Linked DNA regions of Homo sapiens: all the other regions are linked to region 1. A link is a contact called in ENCODE Hi-C or POLR2A ChIA-PET data. All regions are on one chromosome and are shown on one strand. The core of a region is the stretch at or near the end of the contact, and the rest is flanking DNA. Distances in the headings are between cores, read along the strand shown. Region 1 holds the start of DHDDS (dehydrodolichyl diphosphate synthase subunit). Region 2 holds the start of WDTC1-DT (WDTC1 divergent transcript). Region 3 holds the start of TRNP1 (TMF1 regulated nuclear protein 1). Region 4 holds the start of STMN1 (stathmin 1).

Region 1 (3,287 bases), core at 277-2,776:
AGAGAATTGCTTGAACTTGGCAGATGAAGGTTGCAGTAAGCCAAGATTGCGCCATTGCACTCCAGCCTGGGCGACAGAGCGAGACTCCATCTCAAAATAAAAAAAAGAACAGGAATTTCACCCATGTTTGTCTGCGTCTAGAGCCCAAACTCTTTTTTTTTTTTTTTTTTTGAGACAGAGTCTTGTTCTGAACTCTTTTTTTTGAGACAGTCCCGTTCTGTCACCCAGGCTGGAGTGTGGTGGCACAATCATGACTCACTGCAGCTTTGACCTGGGCTCAAGAAATTCTCCCACTTCAGCCTTCCGAGTAGCTGGGACTACAGGTGCACACCACCAAGCCCTGCTATTTTTTTAATTTTTTGGAGAATCGGGGTTTTGCCATGTTGCCCAGGCTGGTCTCAACTCCTGAGCTCAAACAATCTGCCCACCTCAGCCTCCCAAATTGCTGGGATTACAGGCGTGAGTGACCGGGCCCAGCTCTACTGACAGATCAAAGAATATATCAAAGATTAACCTATTTAAATCAAGAAGACAGTACATGGAACAATGGATCAATGTTCCAGGGAAACAAATTTCAGTTCTCTATAAAGAATACTTAGCAGTCTAGGCTGCCCAGTGACATTAAGAGGCCTGGGCTTCCAGAAAATATCAGAGTTAGGACAAAAGTCTACCAGAAATGTAGACCTGGAAGTTACCATTCTAAGACTCTTTGGTTTCCTTGCTAAATTCCACTTAACATCATGAATTGCACTTAACATCATCAACTTTAATAACAGGTTTTTATATAAGATTATCCAACTGACCAGAAGGCCAACCGGTGCTCTGGGCCATTGCTCACCTTTATGATGTTGGCACAGAACCGCTCCCAAAGTGACAGCTCTCCTTCCTTGATCCATGACATAGTTCTTTTCCAGTCAGAAGATCACTCCAGAACAAGCAAACACCAGCCAGGTAATCTTGGATAAACAAGAAAGAAAATAAGAAGTCACCAAGGTTTGCGAAGAGCTATAACTGACTTCTGGGGAATCAGATGGACTATGGAGAGCAGCCAGCATTAGAATCCAAAGACACTGGTCTAAGCCTATAATCTTTTACCACCCAGAGTTTTATAACGCAATGTGACCTCTGGAGGCAAAAGCCTTTCCTCGGTTCTCCTGGCTTTGCAGACTTCTTCCCATTCCCATTTCCTCCGTATCTGCACTGACTTCTTCTGAACATCTAAGTCGGTTTCCTGCCACATCATGGTGCCCACATCTTGATCATTCCCCGTTTCTTCCTTCTCCATCTTCCCCTAAGCTGTTTCCAACTCTGTGCTCCCAGTTACTAACTCCTTCAGTTATCGCACGCCTAGTACTTCACGCCTCAGTGGTCTCCTGATTATTCCCTCAGTCGTCCCTTTGCTTCTCCCGCAGCTGCTCCCCGCCCAGTCACCCTCTTCTCCTCTAGTTCACCCCTTCAGTTCAGTGGCACCTGATTAGCTCCGCTGGGCGCGTCCCCACGGCTTCAGTGGGCCGGCACTTCCTCATGACGTGGCGCTGGCAGAACACGTCATCTTTGGGCGCTGCGACACGCCCCTTCCGTCACCCAAACTGAGGGGACCCTGCCCTGCGCCTGCGCCTGCGAGCTAGTGGGAGGGCGGTTCTCAGTCCCGCGGGGTGTGGAAGCCGGCGCGGGTGAGAGCCAGGCTCACGTGACCGAGCGGGGCGGGAGGCTGGGCTCCAGGCCACGTGCTGGGAGACCAGCTGGGGAAGACAGGGTTGAGCCCAGCGTTGGGAGCGGAGGCGTCTGGAAAACGCGCCAGGGAAATGAGCCAGGGGCAAGAATCGAGGCGCTTCTCGGCCGTCGAAGGCAGCTTAGGACTGCTGAGAGACTGGGTAAGGCAGCGTCCTTACCTTGGAATGCCGCAGAACCGGGCTTCATTAGAGCACTGGTGCATACTCTTAAAAATTATCTCGTTACCGTTTCGTATTTTATTTAGTGGATTTAATCGTCTGGGAAGGAGTTTCTAGCCGCAGCCAATCTTACAGACGCGCAGAATATTAATCTATTTTGTGCCGACTTAAGGCACGCATATTTTAGGATTTGTGGATTCCCAAGACCTATCCCAACGAACTCAAGAGAAGGGGTAAGGCCAGAAAGATTTCTGCCATAAGAATGACTTCTAGGCCAGGCGCGGTGGCTCACGCCTGTAATCCCAGCACTTTGGGAGGCCGAGGCGAACGGATCACCTGAGGTCAGGAGTTTGAGACCAGCCTGACCAACATCGTGAAACCCCGTCTGTACTAAAAATACAGAAAATGAGCCGGGCGTGGTGGCGGGCGCCTGTTATCCCAGTTACTCGGGAGGGTGAGGCAAGAGAATCGCTTGAACCCGGGAGGCGGAGGTTGCGGTGAGCCAAGATCAGGCCACTGCACTCCAGCCTGGGCAACAGGAGCGAAACTCTGTCTGAAAAAAGAAAAAAAAAAAAAGCATGACTTCTAAAATAACAGAAAGGTGCTCGCTTTGGCAGTACATAAATGAAAATAACAGAAATTAACCCTGGTAGAAAAGTTAAGGGCATTAGCTCTACTGAACCTTTACGAAAAAAAGGGTTGCAAGAATTCTAGGCTCACAAAACAAATTTGTAGTTCAATTTTCTCAAAATTGAAAGAGGAGGAAAAAATTCTTTACAGATTCTTATACAACCAGTATTATTTTTATTTATTTATTTATTTATTTATTTATTTAGAGACGGAGTCTGGCTATGTCGCCCAGGCTGGAGTGCAGTGGCGCGATCTCGGCTCACTGCAGCCTCCGCCTCCCGGGTTCAAGCGTTTCTCCTGCTTCATCCTCCTGAGTAGCTGGGACTACAGGCGCGTGCCACCAAGCCTGGCTAATTTTTGTATTTTTAGTAGAGACAGGGTTTCACCATTTTGGCCAGGATGGTTTTGATCTCTTGACCTCGTTATCTGCCTGCCTAGACCTTCCAAAGTGCTGGAATTACAGGCGTGAGCCACCGCGCCCGGCCACAACCAGTATTTCTTGCAAAGCATAATACAACTTTATGTAGTATTATGTTTTGAGTGGAATAAAAATTCACAATTGTCAAAGAACCTTTTTGTCGCATTTCATTTTACAATATTATTAAAGAAATGAGGCAAGGAAGAGATGTTTTATTGGCACTTTCTAATTGATTATGTCTTCCACTCTTTCTAATGAAAGGGGTTATTTTAACACAGCAACATGATGAAAGAAAGCCCTAGAGATGAGTAGAAATGAATAGTGTTGAGCTTTTCCATCCTTCCTGC
Region 2 (3,287 bases), core at 236-2,735, 800 kb before region 1:
GAATGAATGGGGAAGCTTCAGCCACCCTACCAGGCTCCTAAAATCACCAACTTGAGAGAAAAACTATAACGTTGCTCTACCAGTACTTCAGGAGGTTAAAGAAAGTCACAGAAGAAAAGAACTCTGGGGAAAACAGTCAAATTCGGCTATTAAGACATTAGTTACAGGCCCCTGTACCTCTCCTCTAGAAACCCTGGGAGTACACCCGCAGAGGAGAGAGAGCCCAAGCCACCAAGCAAAGTCAACCAATCTGGCAAAGGGGCGTCCCACTGCGGCTTTCAGTCCAAGAAGTGGATCCTGCTGGTTCGCAGTCTCTCTTCTATCTCCTCACTTCCTATTTACCCTTTGAAGTGGGTACTGAATAGCCCGTTCCCAAGCAGAGGCCCTTTGTATACGGGGTGCTACAGTCGCCTGGTGGAAACACCTTGGCAGAGTTGTTTGGTGCCAGGATGGGCCACTGAAGGCATCTGCTGTGGACACACACACACACACACACACACACACACACACACACACACAGAAAGAGAGAGAGAAAAACAGAAAGAGAGAGAGCGAGAAGCTAAGAGGGCAGGTCAGGTCGGCGTTGCCCTCCCAGCACTTACACCTGCCCCTTCTTCCTGACTCCGGCGCCAGATCAGATGTCAAACAAAAACTCCGCAAAAAAGTCCCATGATGGAATGACTTCCACCTCTCCCTCCGCAGAGCCTCCCCGGACTCCCACAGCCTCCCCCCGCGTCCCGACCAAACCCTCCGCCCCCACCCCGCCCCCGGACCACTCTGCCCTCCGCCCCGGCGAGGCCTGGCCCCTCTCGGGACACCCGGGGCCCCGAGGCGGGTAGGCTCAGGCCCCCAGGCCGGCAGGGCTGGAGCCGGCCCAGAGCGGGCGGCCCGTTCACCGGGGCTGCGGGAGCCGGTCCCCGCCTCGGCGCCCGCGGAGGGCAGGGGGCGGCGGTGACCCGTACCTGTCAGGTCTCTTCCCCCGACCGGCAGCGGCGCAACTTCAGGAGCCCATGTCCGTCCGGGGGGGGCGGCCCCTCTCCCGGGAAGGGGGGCGCGGATCCCGGGGAGGGGGCTGGGGGGCTCGAGCAGTTCTAGCCCCTTCCCATGCTCCCCGCCCGGCGCCTGGCCGGGGCCGGACAGCGCCTCCGCCCGCCCCTGCGCACCGCCTCACACCCGCGCTCACACACACTCACACTCCCTCGCGCGCTCTCACACACGCACTCCCCTCCCTCCTCCTCCTCTGTTTATCTCCTCCAGCTGTCTGGGGACCCAGGAGAAGCCCAGCAACGCGCCTGCGCCACGCAGTCTCCGCCTCCGCCCTGCGCCTCGCAGCCGGCGGGTACGCTACGAAGACTGCGCCCGGCCGCTTCCAGAATGGCTAGCCGGGCCCCCCCACTTACCCCCCCGCGCCCGGTCAACGTCTGCTGCCGGCGGCGCCCACTAACCTGCTAGTGGGGGAGCCCCGCACCGCCGTGGCCAATGGGCTTCGCCGCTTGCGGGACCGGCAGCCAGTGGGCGGGCGGGAAAGCTGGGCTAAGCCCTGGGGCACCCTGGGAGTCGTAGTTTTTCGCCGTCGAGGAGTTCCTGCAGAGCGGGCTCACCCCGCCCGGTTGCCATTAGTTACCCGGACGCACCTCCCACCCCACCACCGGGTAAAACGCTCCTCACACCGCTTCTGGGACACCCGCCCACACGCTCGCCCACTGAACCCCAGGTCCCCTCACAGCCCCTTAAGAGCTCCTAAGACTTCCTCTCAGCCCCCGAATTCTGGGACCTCTCAGGCTAGGGCCCCGGGGGGCTCCTCAGCCCACTCCTTCCTGCTCTGGGGGGCTGCTGAAGTGGCACAGTCCTCACTGACGTCTCCTGGGCCTTAAGGAAGAGAATGAAAGAGAATCGGGCCTACGCTGAGTAGCCTGGAGAGGAGTCAGCCACACACACTCTGGGTGCCCTCGGGGTGATGGGAGCGACTAGGTCCATCTGACCCTAGCGGAGTCACTGCTGCTCCCACCTCTGAGGAAGAGACGCAGTTCCAGCCTTGTGGAGTCCCGGGTCTGATGGAGGAGAGACCCTCCTCTTTATTAAGGAAGTTCCCAAGGTGACAAGGGTGGCACTAAGCCTATCTTCTTAAGGCAGAGACCAGGCCCCACCCGTGAAACCTCAAGTCAGAAAGGGAAGACGTGTCACCTTCTGACAAAGGAAACTTGTCACCCATAGGGTGCCATTTGTCAGATACTAACAATAATTCACTTTTATTCGCACTGGATTGGGTACAGTCTCTTAGCTAGGTACTATTGCTGTCTGTGTTTTGCAGAAAAGGAAAGCTGAAGCAGAAAGGCTAAAAGCAACTTGCCCCCGGGGTCCTGATAAGTTGGCAAATTGGGAATTAGACCCAGATCTGCCTGACACCAGAGTCTGAGCCTTTTAACACTGCCTGTCTTTCCTGTGAAAACCAGACAGCACCCGCTCTCAGTAAGGACTGAATATATGTATTTGGCATTTATAGTGTTTATCACTCCATGTGTCGCTTGTTTTTTTTTTTTTTTTTTTTTTTTTTTTCCAATTCTGCTCACATCATGAGTACGAATTTGTCTGTGAATACCTGAATACTCCCAGAGACAAAGGTAGTATTCTAATTGCTGGTGATTTCTCCGCAAGGGAGATTTCTCCCCATTTAGAGGAGTAAGAACCTATCCTTGTGAAACCGCTCACAAAGCCTTTTATGCCTTTCTCCTAAAAATATTGTGGGTCATTCCCCCTGAACTCTCCACCACAGCTGTTCTACTGAATATAAAAAATCATAGACTTTGGGACTAGAAGAAAGCTTTGAGATCATCTATCTGCAGCTCCCCAGGTTCAGGCTGCAACCTTGGTTAGGGTCATTGGGTTAATTAAACTGAATAATATCTAACATTTATTGAATACTTACCATGGGAGATAAGTGCTACTAGTGAATTAAGAAATACTCCCGGGCTGGGCGCGGTGGCTCACGCCTGTAATCCCAGCACTTTGGGAGGCAGAGGCGGGCGGATCACGAGATCAGGAGATAGAGACCACCTGGCTAACACGGTGAAACCCCATCTCTACTAAAAATACAAAAAAATTAGCCGGGCGTGATGGTGGGCGCCTGTAGAACCAGCTACTCGGGAGGCTGAGGCAGGAGAATGGCGTGAACCCGGGAGGCGCAGCTTGCAGTGAGCCGAGATCGCGTCACTGCACTCCAGCCTGGGCGACAGAGCGAGACTCCGTCTCAAAAAAAAAAAAAAAAAAAAAAGTAAAAGAAAAAGAAA
Region 3 (3,287 bases), core at 244-2,743, 560 kb before region 1:
AACCTGCATGACGGCATAAGAAAAGCTGTCTCCTAGAAGAAGAAGGGCCTAAGTATGAAGAGAACAAATCCTAAACCTCTCTGGGATTCCGTCTCCCCAAAGGTGAAACAGGCCTAGAGGGGGAATTCAGTGGTACAGCCCTGTGCCAGCCTCCACCCCATCCTGGGGCCTCATTATTCTGTCCTCCCGAAGGCACGGAGCTGGGCGGCGCCAGGAAGCAGCATCCTCAAGGGCAAGACTGCTCACAGCTCCGAGGGGCCCGGGAAAGGCCACGCAAGTGGGGGTGAGGATGGGGGGTGCTGCATCCGTGCGGCAGGTTCCAAGTGGTAAAAGTTTGCCGCCAACCCGTTCCTGGGATCTGAGCCCCCTCAAGAGTCCAACTCTTATAATGGAGACTTGATGCTACCACCTCTCACTCTCCAGATGGTCGGGAGAGGCGGCAACAGAAAGTGGCAGCTTTACTAGGGACCCAGCAGACGCCAGAAGCTCCAGGGAAGGGAGTTCCCGGGCCCTGGACCAGCCCCCCACACGCCATGACCGACCCTCGAACGCACCAGCCGCTAAGACCGCACCTCAGCCTCCTCTACTGGGCCCCTGGCCCCCAACTGCCTCTTCCTGCGGATCCGTAGTCCTTCCAGCCGGCGTCCGCGATCAGTCGGTCGGTCGGCACCTCGGCGAAGCTTGTCGGGGTGGCCAGGGGTCCGGGCGTGGAGGTCAGCGCTGCGGGGAGGCGGGGCCGCGGGGCGGGCTGCGGCGGAAGGGCGAGTCGGGCTCGGGGCCGTGGCCGCGCCGCAGTCGCCCGGCACCCCAGGGCACGCAGCCGCCCAGGCCCAGCGCCGAGGCCAGCAGCGCGGGGGGTCGGCCGCGGCGGCCGCGGCGCGGGCCCTTCTTGAGGCGCGACCCGTGAGCCGCCAGGTAGAGCTCGGCCTGCGCCACGCCGCCGCTCAGGCGGCTCAGGCTCTCCGCGCGGTGCGCCAGGCGCAGCTCGGCCGCCAAGAAAACGCGGTGCAGCTGCAGCACGCGGCTCTCCAGCTCCGACACCAGGCGCCGGCGGCCCTCCACCTCCAGCAGCCGCCGCCGTGCTTCGGCCAGCTCCAGCGCGCGGCCCCCCGCCCCCGCAGCCGCGCCAGAGCCCCCTCCGGGGCCGGCGAGCCCCGCGATCCCGCTAGCGCCCTGGCGCCAGCGCTGCAGCTCCTGGTCCTCGGCCGCGCCTGCTGAAGCCCCAGCTGCGTCCGGCAGCGGCGGGGACTGACCCGGGGTCGGGGTAGGAGTCAAGGTCGGAGTTGGGGGCGGGGGCTGAGAGGACGGCATGGGATCCCAGGGCGGCGGCGGCGACCTCTGCTCTGCCGTCCCCTCCTGGGCCCCCGGGCCGCAGGCGCTGATGCGGCAGCCCGGCATCCCCCGCCCCCCACCGGCGGTCTGCGGCTGTAGGTGCGCAGGGAGGATGACCACAGCACACCCGAACAGCTAGACACGGCCACAGCCCCCACCCCAGAGGCGCGCCCGCCGTCCGCGCATCTTATAGAACACGGGGCGGAGCGACGGGCGGCACAGCCAATCAGAGACAGGCACGCCCTGAATCCGCCCCGCCCCCCCCCCCCCCCCCCGCGCTCTGCACATTCAGGGCATTCCCCAAACCCTTCAGGTCCTGCCCTTCGCCGGATTCTGCTCCGCTAGGGCATCCGGTCCCCTTTCGCCTCTCCCCAAATTTTGGGTGCAAAGGGAGCCTCATCTTCCCTGGTTTGGCCCCTCAGAGTCATAAGCTCTGGTAGCTGGTGTTTAGAAATTCACGGAATCCGGTCTCCATCCGGGGGAGGGTCTTGCCTAAGGCCTCTGTGCGAAGAGAGCCTGGGCTAGAACGCAGGAGGCTTGACTCCTTGTGCCGTGCTCCTCCCACACCTCATGCTGCCCTTGGCCGAATCAGTTCTGCCCGGTCTCTCCTGGGCCATAGGGCTCTCAAGGACCCCCTTTCCCACCTCACTAGGGCAGTGGAAGGGTTAACGCAGAGGGGCGACTGCCGTCCTGGTGGGACGGGGATCTAGCTGGACTGATTCCACGATAGGTAGAGCGCTTTATTCGCAGAACAAATACCTCAGCGCTGCCGCTGAGCCTGCAAACCTTGGTGGCATCACAGAGGAGCCCCGGACCCCACGGTGTGCAAAGTTCTTTCCCTGCCCCGGCTCGTGTTTACTCCTCCCAGCCGGTGTTCCTACACATTTTAAAGAGGGGGAAACTGGCCGGGCGCGGTGGCTCACGCCTGTAATCCCAGCACTTTGGGAGGTCAAGGCGGTCGGATCACCTGAGGCCAGGAGTTCAAGACCAGCCTGAGCAACATGGCGAAACCCCATCTTTACTAAAAATAGAAAAAAATTAGCCGGTCGTCGTGGTAGGCGCCTGTAATCCCAACTACTCGGTAGGCTGAGGCAGGAGAATCGCTTGAACCTGGGAGGCGGAGGCTACAGTGAGCCAAGATCGCGCCATTGAACTCCAGCCTGGGCGACAGAGCAAGACTCCGTCTCAAAAAAAAAAAAAAAAAAAAGCCGGGGGCGGGAAGGGGGAAGGGGGGTGTGCGGGGGCGGGGAACTGACTGGCGGGGCGCGGTGGCTCCGCCACCACTTTGCGAGCCCGAGGTGGGTGGATCACCTAAGGTCAGGAGTTCTAGACCAGCCTGGCCAACATGGTGAAACCCCTGTCTCTACTGAAAATACAAAAAAATTAGCCAGGTGTGGTGGCGCACCTCTGTAGTTCCAGCTACTCAGCAGGCTGAGGGAGGAGAATCGCTTGAATTCGGGAGGCAGAGGTTGCAGTGAGCAGAGATTGTGCCACTGTACTCCAGCCTGGGCGACAGAGCAAGACTCAGTCTCAAAAAATAAATAAAAATAAAAAATAAAGAAGGGGAAACTGAGACCCTGAAGGGCAGTAGTGCTTTGCCCAATGTCTTATTGACGACTGGTGGCTGAATCCAGATTTTTGAATCTGGACAGAAATGCACGAGCTCAGCCATTCATGCCCTCTGGGGGCTCAGATACCTGGGTCTAGTCCTCTTGGTGGAGGGACGTTCTTTATGTGGGACTTTATCTGACACTTCTCATCTGGCCCTGACAAAATGATAGAATGGAACCCTGCCCACTTTTCCCCCAACAGAAATGACCCTGCCATACCAAACACTGGCTCAGACACCATGGGCCTGCCTCAGTTTCCATCTACTTGAAGGTGGCATCAGAGATGGGAGGTCTCTGTGGTGGGTGGGGGCAAGGGCCAGGGGTCCAGAAACCAGCTCTGAACCC
Region 4 (3,287 bases), core at 201-2,700, 530 kb after region 1:
GGGGGGAGGCCGACCCCACACAAGGGCGATTGTTGGAAAAAATGCCGCAACAAGCATATTTCAGGCAACAGCGCATTGCTAATTGTTTGCTTTGTGTAGTGTGCTGCTGCTTGTATGATCCAGTTTTTATTGTCTTGGGCACCCCTTAGTTGTATTTTATCTCTGGCACATCCCTGGTGACTAACTAGGCATGAGAGTCTTTCTAAATTAGGACTGTTGTTTCAGGAAGGTTGGTCACATTTGTTTCTTGATTTGGGGAGATGCAGCTCATTAATAAAATAAAGATATCTCTTCTGCTTAGTCAAGATCTCAAAGCAGGTGTCTTGGTGTATTGACCACCAACCGAGGACACGGTCTTGGTCAGAGAATGGGAGGAGGCGGGGACCATGTTCATTTCATTTATTTTTTTCCCCTTTTTGTGAGAGAAAGGGCCAGTTATTCTAAGGCACGGTCAGACCAATTTCCTTTGTGCCTTTGCTGAGGTTCTGAGCTATCCAGGTCAGGGAGAACAGTGACCTTGTGGCTCCTTTTTCGATTTTTAAAAAGAACCCAGTGCTGCTCTGGGGAGCACGTGCTCTGAGAACAAAAGCAACACTTAACTGCAATCTGTGTAGTCTAGAACGGCTATTGCTCTTCCTCCCCTATCATCCGCAGAAGGCTTGGAAGAACAGATGGAGTCTGCATTTAAGCTGAGTGGCTTTGTTAGACCAAAGGCGATCAAATTCCAGAGCCCCACGCTTTCCCGCACAGGTCCCTGGTCACCGGCTCGGGAACCTGAGGATGCTGGCAAGAACGCACACAGTGAGGGAAGGGCCACGCCCGCGACCTGTGGGCTGAGTGGATTAGAAATTACGATGATGTCACAATATGGGTGACACGCCGGTGTCGGTGTAGGGTGCCGGGGGCAGGGGGCCCTGCAGGGGCGTGGAGTGGCATTGTGCTGTCACAGGGGCTCGGGCGTCTTAGGCACCCATGTGGGTGGCGCACTAGAAGGGGCACTGCTCTGTCCGAGTGCTGCCCTTGGGGCGAGGCGGGCATGTGGCTCTACAAGGTGGAGTCCAGGCGGCCAAAGTTTGGAAAGGTAGGGAAGGACCCCCCCGCCCTCCGCCTGCTCCGCCCTGCCCTTGTTCTCGAGAATGGGGAGCTGGTTCGGACCTAGTCCGGGGTCCACTGCCACGCCCTCTTCCACGGCGAGACCACCCCCCTAGTCCCAGGCCCACACCTGGGGATGCTCCCCAGGCGCCCTGCAACCCCCGGCATTGTCCTCCTGCCCTCCGGGACAGGACTACACTTCCCGAGGTGCTTCGGGGTCCCGGGGGGCGGCGCTCCACGCGGGTTGTGGGGGGCGGGGGCGGCACGTGCCGCCGCTCTCGGCCAATGCGGAGCCCCGCGCGGAGGTCACGTGCCTCTGTTTGGCGCTTTTGTGCGCGCCCGGGTCTGTTGGTGCTCAGAGTGTGGTCAGGCGGCTCGGACTGAGCAGGTGGGTGCGGGGCTCGGAGGAGGCGGCGGCTGGCTGAGGCCAGCAAGAGGGACGCGGTCGGCGGGAGGGGCTGGGCCGTGGCAGCGACCCCCTGCTGCAGGGCGGCGGGCGGGGCTGCGGGCCTCGGAGGGGTTGGTGGGCGGGGGTCGCTCCGCTTTGTGTGTGGCTCGGGCGGAGCCTCGCCTTTGTCCCCGCTCTCCGGGGGCGCGGCTGTTCGTGGGCAGGGGGCTGGGCGATCACCGGGCGTCCGCTCCGGGGTGCCGTCGAGGAGACAATAGGGGGCGTGGGCCCTCGTTTACCTCCCTCCCTCCCTCCCTTCCCTGCGGGCCCCGCCGGGTTCCCCATTGTCTGAAGGGACGGGGCGGTGCCCCAGGGACCAGCGGCTTTAGGACCAAACTGCGGGCAGCCAGGGCCGCGACCCTCCCTGCGACCGTCCCCTGGCGACCGCAGCTGGTGATTGAGGGGCGGCGCTCCCGGGCCCCACGAGGGTTCTTCTGTCTTCGCGGCCGGACGCGCGGACAGCGTGGGTGGCGGCAGGTTGGGCATGGGGACGGCGGGAGGCGGTGGCGAGCTCACCGCGGGACCACCCGGGGGCCTGTTCCCGGGGCCTGCCCCACCCGCTGAACTGTGAAGGGGGTGGTGGCGGCGGCCTGGAGGTGTTTTTGGCGGGAGTTGGGGGGGGCGTCCGCGCAGGGGGAGTCAGGCAGGGGCGGAGTTACCCGGATTGGACCGTTAGCCCCGCCCACCCCTCCCCTTCCCACGCGCGCGGGCTCCGGGGTGTTGAGTTCGGGGAGATTCGAAAAGGCGCGGGGAGGAAGGGGGCGGGGCCAGGGGCCGGAGCGCAAGGCGTGCTCTGATTGGCCGGGGGCGACCGGTCCTCTTTTCCTCGCCCGGACCAGGGCCACGCCCATCCTGGGTCCGGTGCTGCGTCTAATTCTCTGCTTTTCTTAAATCTTGTCGCTGCCTCTGATTTTAATTCCTAGCTTTTGGGAACCTGTCATCCTACGTTTTTGGTACTAGCTGGCGTCTACAAAAGTCATAATGTTAAAAAGATCAACAAGAGATACAGCATTTTTCATGACATAACGGCAGCAAATATAAGTCAAAATCTAGAGGTTCATAAACATTTTGCTTGCTGTTGGGCAAGGAAGCTTAAACCTGAGGGACAATAGGAGTTCAACATTATTGGTTACTATTAGCTTGGGCGTTTTCTTATCCACCACGTCAGACACAGACAAAGCAGGGGTGGGTATTTCATTTGCACAATGAGTTGTAGGCAGTATTAAGATGGCTCCGGGGGCACTGTTGAGTTGAATCTGGAATATCTTCTTACAGTTTCGGTGAAATGTTAAAGAGTTTATGGGGGAAAAATTCTTCACCCTTGTGACTTTGTCTGATTTTAAAAATCCAAGAGTTTTATGACCGAGAAAGCTCAGTTAACTTGATTTTCTGGAACCAATATCATATTCAGGTCATATTTCCCAATGTTTATTTAGTAGATTTTGATAATTTTTTTCGTGGTTAATTTAGACGTCTTTATTCCACGTATTTTTCTGACGATGTATGTAGATGTGATGTGAGATTTTTTTGGGTTGATGACATATAGAAAGGCAAAGAAAGTGATTGCATGTTTTTGAAAATCATTTTCAGGACTTTCCTTATCCCAGTTGATTGTGCAGAATACACTGCCTGTCGCTTGTCTTCTATTCACCATGGCTTCTTCTGGTAGGTAATCTATTTGGAAAATCTGAAATTGTAATGGGCTTATGATTTTAGATTGAGATGGCTCAGGTCTTCGCCTTTGATT

The links. A loop is a pair of places that touch in the nucleus more often than their neighbours do. ChIA-PET counts read pairs that join two places held with the same protein, here RNA polymerase II (POLR2A). Pooled maps may share reads with other maps.
Region 2: a pooled map shows a loop between it and region 1 (12-fold over the local background). The contact joins the promoter of WDTC1-DT here to the promoter of DHDDS in region 1. A Hi-C loop is called at or near these places in 8 of 50 pooled maps. POLR2A ChIA-PET finds 5 or more read pairs at or near these places in 3 of 52 experiments (GM10248, H1 and activated T-cell).
Region 3: a loop to region 1 is called in a pooled map, with 2.6 times the contacts of the local background. The contact joins the promoter of TRNP1 here to the promoter of DHDDS in region 1. A Hi-C loop is called at or near these places in 1 of 50 pooled maps. POLR2A ChIA-PET finds 5 or more read pairs at or near these places in 2 of 52 experiments (MCF 10A and WTC11).
Region 4: a map of CD8-positive, alpha-beta T cell shows a loop between it and region 1 (8-fold over the local background). The contact joins the promoter of STMN1 here to the promoter of DHDDS in region 1. A Hi-C loop is called at or near these places in 2 of 168 maps with a recorded cell type or tissue (CD8-positive, alpha-beta T cell and naive thymus-derived CD4-positive, alpha-beta T cell), 9 of 37 single-sample maps with no recorded cell type and 12 of 50 pooled maps. POLR2A ChIA-PET finds 5 or more read pairs at or near these places in 2 of 52 experiments (H1 and activated CD4-positive, alpha-beta T cell).

The regions. Positions count from the first base shown.
Region 1 is chr1:26,430,560-26,433,846 of GRCh38, reverse strand. It overlaps DHDDS (dehydrodolichyl diphosphate synthase subunit), which reads right to left and starts at 1,526. Exons shown (of 9, transcript NM_205861.3): 1 at 1,471-1,526; 2 at 839-956. The coding sequence starts at 901. LOC124903883 (a long non-coding RNA gene) reads left to right here and starts at 1,610. Exons shown (of 2, transcript XR_007065557.1): 1 at 1,610-1,874; 2 at 2,729-3,092. RefSeq lists enhancers at 1,207-1,696, 1,234-1,770, 1,797-1,856, 1,927-1,986, 1,771-2,307.
Region 2 is chr1:27,232,627-27,235,913 of GRCh38, reverse strand. WDTC1-DT (WDTC1 divergent transcript) reads left to right here and starts at 1,485. Exons shown (of 3, transcript XR_947117.2): 1 at 1,485-1,652; 2 at 2,312-2,469. It overlaps WDTC1 (WD and tetratricopeptide repeats 1), which reads right to left and starts at 1,282. Exons shown (of 16, transcript NM_001276252.2): 1 at 963-1,282. RefSeq lists silencers at 603-652, 813-862, 1,053-1,202, 1,403-1,462.
Region 3 is chr1:26,991,898-26,995,184 of GRCh38, reverse strand. It overlaps TRNP1 (TMF1 regulated nuclear protein 1), which reads right to left and starts at 1,493. Exons shown (of 2, transcript NM_001013642.3): 1 at 573-1,493. The coding sequence starts at 1,398. The coding sequence ends at 715. RefSeq lists silencers at 1,161-1,220, 1,251-1,580 and enhancers at 996-1,496, 1,721-1,880, 1,634-2,133, 2,134-2,635.
Region 4 is chr1:25,904,582-25,907,868 of GRCh38, reverse strand. It overlaps STMN1 (stathmin 1), which reads left to right and starts at 1,450. Exons shown (of 5, transcript NM_005563.4): 1 at 1,450-1,480; 2 at 3,131-3,205. The coding sequence starts at 3,193. It overlaps MIR3917 (microRNA 3917), which reads left to right and starts at 1,415; the gene lies at 1,415-1,507. It overlaps LOC105376885 (a long non-coding RNA gene), which reads right to left and starts at 1,319. Exons shown (of 2, transcript XR_947102.1): 1 at 1,223-1,319; 2 at 1-833. RefSeq lists silencers at 1,208-1,517, 1,538-1,627, 2,018-2,437, 2,217-2,511.